2 separate regions of the Homo sapiens genome follow, and region 1 is linked to region 2. The links are chromatin contacts, found by Hi-C in ENCODE. All regions are on one chromosome and are shown on one strand. The core of a region is the stretch at or near the end of the contact, and the rest is flanking DNA. Distances in the headings are between cores, read along the strand shown.

Region 1 (2,700 bases), core at 148-2,647, 99 kb before region 2:
ACAATGTTCATTATTCAGGTGATGGCTACACTAAAAGCCCAAACTTCACCACCACATAATATATGCATGTAAGAAATCTGCACTTGTACTCCCTATATACAAATTTTAAAAATTAAAAAGAATAAGCTTTGGACTTATCTTCCAGGTCATGAGGAACTATTAAAAGAATTAACAAAGACCCCATGAGAGTTGCTTTCCACTCTGGTAAGGAAGAGGCAGACCAGGTGGATAAGGATAATGCAAGAGTACAAGTGAAATAAGGACCTGAACTAAGGCAACTAAATGACAGTGAAAACAAATATTCCAGAGACTTTAAGAAACAGAGTCATTAGTAACTGTGGAATGAGGGGAAGAAAGGGAAGGAGGAAGGAAGGAGAAAGGAAGGAAGGAGGAAGGAAGGAGAAAGGAAAGGAGAAAGGAGAGAGGACAGAGGAGAGAGGAGAAAGGAAAAGAAAAGAAACAGACTTACTGGGCCAAAAGAGGCAGAGGGTGGATGAATGAATGATGGTACAAGTAAGAAGTGAACAAGAAAAGAATCAGACTGGGGAATAAAAAATGAGTCAGTTTGAAACCTGAAGTCATGGAGGTTCTAAAGTTTTCTAGTTGACAATGTGAAGATACGAGTTTGGGAGTTCAGAGGGAGATCTGTACTGCAGCTGTAATTTGGGGAATCTATATAGTATATGGATGGTATTGGTCATTCCCATAATTTAAACTTTGAACTATGACCTAGAATGGAACCATAGAAAACTCATACATTTAATAGTCAGGTAAAATAAAACGAATTAACTGGCCGGGCACTGTGGTTCACGCCTGTAACCCCAGCACTTTGGAGGCCGAGGCGGGCAGATCACAAGGTCAGGAGATTGAGACCATCCTGGCTAGCAGGGTGAAACCCCATCTCTACTAAAAATACACAAAATTAGTCGGGCGTGGTGGCACGTGCCTGTAATCCCAGCTACTCAGGAGGCTGAGGCGGGAGAATCGCTTAAACCTGGGAGGTGGAGGTTGCAGTGAGCTGAGATCATGCCACTGCACTCCAGCCTGGGCGACAGAGTGAGACTACGAAAGGAAAAGGAAAGGAAGAAAGAAAAGAGAAAAGAAAATAAAGGAAAAAAGAAAAGAATTAACTAGAAAGCTTGAGAAGGAAGAGCCTGAGGTATGGATCAGGAAAAGAGTGGTGTCACAGCAGCCAAAGAAGGAAAGTTTAAAGAAGCAAGGTTAATTTGTACAGCAACAAGATAAATCAGAAAAATAAAATAAAATAAAAAAGCAGGGAATCAACATAGAGACTTGGGTAAATTAAAGATGAAAATGTAGAGGGATCCCGAGACCATAAAGCTGAGAATGGGAAGACATCGTCACAGAGGCTTGAGTAGCAGCAGCTACAGCATGGCCTCCCAGGCTCCCGGGAACTCAGGAGCATCAATGCATTCCAGCTGCAGCAGCAGTGACCACAGCCAGAGCCTTCAACACCATCAGGGGCAAGTGCTAGCTGGCTCCAGCTGGAGCCGAGGCCACAGACAGTTTACTGCCTCTCTGGGTAATCCTATTTTCCAGCCCTTCCAATTCCTAACAATTTCCTAAGATTAAGCCTTTCCCTCTTTGAAATAGAGTGGTTTCTGTTTTCCTGGCTAGAGACTAACTCACACTGTATTTGATAGCAGAGTGGTTTTAGGACACTGCTCCTCAAAGATGAAAATCTGGGGTTGTCACACCCAGGCGATCTTAGATAATTTAAACTGCCGTTTTGCCACTAAATGTACATGCCATTTTCCACAGCAACAAGGGCATCACGGAGTTCCAGTCCAACTAGCTCAGAGAACCAACTCAGATGCTAGGAGGTGGTACTGCTGCTGGAACCCTGCTGCTGTAGAAGCTAAGCAGGAATCCAGAAGCCTGTACTGCACCAAAGCTGCTGTTTCTACCTATTCCTCGCTTTCTCCCTCCCTGCCATTTAAAAGTAACAAACTAGGAATGGAGTTGCCAGCCAATAAACCAGTAATTAGCAGGAACTGTATCAGAGATGCTACAATGGGAGAAAAAAAATGCTGCTTCATTTTGACAGATTGGGGTGATGGGAGATGGAAAGGCATTATTCAGTAGGTAAAATTAAAAGTTGGGATAAAAAGGCATTTTTGCTGCAAGCCAATGCAAGCAACAAGATGTAGATGGGAATGTATAGTGCCATCAAGTTGAATTAAGTCTAATGGTGAATACACATGAAGTGTGAGGCAGATCTTAGAAAAATTTCATACCCATTTCAAAGACCCTTTGTAATAAATCCATACACAGATCAACCATGTTAGGATCACATTTAAAATTCACATCCGGAAAATGGAAATTTATTTGCTTTAACCAAGTAGGCTCAACTCAGAGCAAGTTTTAAAGAACTCAATACATAAACATTAAAAGTCTTTAGTAACACTATTAATTGAATAATTACCTAAATCAATCATCTTACAGCTTGATTATAAACAACCATGCAAATTATTAACACTTTTATCATGATCTAGAAAAGTGAAACCTCTTTCCTATCTCTTTATAGGTTATTTATAAGGAAAAGCAGATACTTACCAAGTGCACTCGTTGCATCTTCAAAAAGGTTTGACCGAGAAGAATCACCCGATGTACTACAAAAGGATTTTAGAAAAATCACATTTTAAAAAGTATATAAAATTTAATTTACATTAGTTTAGT
Region 2 (2,700 bases), core at 121-2,620:
ATCAGCATTCAGATTTATGGTGACTTCACTGCTGTCGCCAAGGACAAGAAATGGGTACTTGCTTTATACTTATGTAACTATGTGATCAATCTTGGTAATTTTCCAAAAATAAGTTCATTCCAAAGAGCCTGAGAGCCTCTCAGCCTCCCCACACTAAAAAACTCTGAGCAACATCCCAATGGCCATTTCAGTAAAAAACAAACAAACAAAAAAGAAAGAAATCCTGTCTTTACCAGGTACCAGCATCATGCCTCACAAATAGTCTGTATTCTGAATACATATCCTAAACCAGATTTTTTTTATATCAAATAAATTGGAGAGAATGGTTGACACTTTTCTGACAATTGCACTGACTCCTTCTTTGCTTAAAAATGGTGGCTTGTGTAGAGAGAAAAATCTGTAATGCATAACCAAGTTCCCTAGTTTGGTCAAGTGTTTTTAAGAACTCTTATTGAAAGGGAGCACTAGCCCAGAAGTAGTTCTTAACTTCCGACAGCATTTTTATTAGCCAAGTCATCAATGCTACAAAGTCCTACATAAGAATTGACAATGGAATTTGCTGGGATGAATATATCTACACGATATTTTAAACTTAAATCTAGTTTTCTTAAATCTAGTTTTTGCTTAGTAATATGAATAAAAATTTGTGGTATTGACTGCTAACACACAAACACGCATTTTAATTTTATTTATTTATTTATTTTTGAGACAGAGTCTCACTGTGTTGCCCAGGCTGGAGTGCAATGGCGTGATCTCGGCTCACTGCGACCTCTGCCTCCCAGGTTCAAATGATTCTTCTACCTCAGCCTCCTGAGTGGCTGGGACTACAGGCACCCACCATCACGCCTGGCTAATTTTTTCATTTTTAGTAGAGACAGGGTTTTGCCATGTTGGACAGGCTGGTCTCGAACTCCTGACCTCAGGTGATCTGCCCACCTCGGCCTCCCAAAGTGCTGGGATTACAGGCATGAGCCACCGCACCCGGCCACACATGCATTTTAAAAAACAATTTAAGAACATCATGTGTTGAGAGTGATGAATGAAAAGCCAGTTTGTTCTACTAGTGGGACATTTCAATGGAAGGATACACAGTTGGTTTAGCTGAGGGGAGAAAGTGCTTAACCACGAGTGGAAACTATTGAAAGGAGCTCACTAAAGATGGTGCATAGTAAGATCATTCTCAGAAACCAGAGGGAAAGGAATTTGTGATGCCTGGGGCAGAAATCTAGGAGAAAAGTGATTTGGAGGGGCCTGGATTGGGTGTATGCAACGGCACTTGTTGAAGAGAAGCAGAAATAACACAACTTGTGATGTGGAAGCCTGTGAACCAGGGTTACAGGAAATGACTCAGAGGGTAATGGTGTTGACTCATGTAAAGTACCAGAACCAAGGAAAGGGCTTGAACACACTAATGAACCACATCGTTCTTGGGGCAGCCACTAGAAGGTGAGAGCCCTCGCTTAACGCATCCATGCAGCGTGAGAAATAACCTATTGAAAAAGCCCTGTCTCCTATTCTAGCAAACAAAATAGCCCAATTCTTCCAAAAGACCTCATAGCTAGCATTTCTTTTTCTTTTTTTGTTAAGAATTACGAAACCGTAAGAAATATTTGCCTTTCATAGTTTGCATTTTTGATGTACACTCATAAAAAAAGGGGTGTTCCCAAATGAAGCACATTTTAGTTTAACATACAGTATGTAGCATATCATGCAATGTATAGTGAGCCTGCTAAGTTTATCTTTGGACACATGTGATCCACCCGCATTGTGTTGGATGCTGAGTGAAGGTGAGTAGGGCAGAGGGCACAGGAAGGAACTTCAGAGAACTAGGGCTGTGTAAGAGATACTCTAATGCAGAGGCGGAGGGCAGCCCACAGCTTCACATTCCAGCTCTACACTTTCCACCTGGGCCGTAGCTTCATTTGCTGGAGATCTAGGGCAGGGATACCCGGAGTTTGATTATTTAAATTGGTTGGATGGTGCTGGCCCCAAATCCCTATTTGATTTCTCAGATCTCTGCTAGTTCTACATAGGATGCGTGGAGATTGAAATGTTAGGTTCCAGACCTGGGATCAAATCCTGACTCTGCCACTTACAACCCAAGACTTTGGGGGCAGTTCAGCAACCTTTCTGTGCCTCAGTTTCCTCAATTGTGAAATGGGGATAAAGACCTATCTCATTAGGCTTTGTTTGTTTGTTTTTTTGAGACAAGATCTTACGCTGTTGCCCAATCTAGAGTGCAGTGGTGAAATCACGGCTCACTGCCGCCTCTATGTCCCAGGCTCAAGCAATCCTCCTGCCTCAGGCTCCCAAGTAACTGGACTACAGACCCATGTCACCATGCCTGGTTAATGTTTTTTTTTTTTGGTAGAGACATAGTCTCACTATATTGCCCAGGCTGGTCTCGAACTGCTAGGCTCAAGCGATCCTCCTGCTTTGGCCTCCCAAAGTGTTGGGATTACAGGTGTGAACCACCATGCCTAGCCCTCATTAGGTTTTTTGTGAGTTTGTGAGTATAAAATTATTCATGAGGATTTACTCATGAATACTCACCAGCTATTATTATTATAATACTGAAGGGAGGCGGTATAGCATAGTAGTTCAAGCGAGGACTCAGAGCCAGACTGTTTGGACCTGAATCCTGGCTGTGTGACCTTAGGCAAGTTCCTTAAATTCCCTTTGCTTCAGTTTTCTTATTTG

Evidence for each region. Hi-C counts contacts between places; a loop is a spot of excess contacts on that map. Pooled maps may share reads with other maps.
Region 1: a loop to region 2 is called in a pooled map, with 4 times the contacts of the local background. The contact joins two enhancer-like sites. A Hi-C loop is called at or near these places in 2 of 168 maps with a recorded cell type or tissue (adrenal gland and astrocyte of the cerebellum) and 4 of 50 pooled maps.

Annotation. Positions count from the first base shown.
Region 1 is chr9:107,311,615-107,314,314 of GRCh38, reverse strand. It overlaps RAD23B (RAD23 nucleotide excision repair protein B), which reads right to left. Exons shown (of 10, transcript NM_002874.5): 5 at 2,578-2,633. Among named protein-coding and RNA genes, the nearest start is that of RAD23B, 30 kb to the right of the region's middle. Within about 2 kb of position 1,397, at least 2 of the 41 ENCODE cell types and tissues checked have a DNase peak (open chromatin) inside an H3K27ac peak, as active enhancers do.
Region 2 is chr9:107,212,366-107,215,065 of GRCh38, reverse strand. No RefSeq gene overlaps it. Among named protein-coding and RNA genes, the nearest start is that of RAD23B, 70 kb to the left of the region's middle. Within about 2 kb of position 1,370, at least 7 of the 41 ENCODE cell types and tissues checked have a DNase peak (open chromatin) inside an H3K27ac peak, as active enhancers do.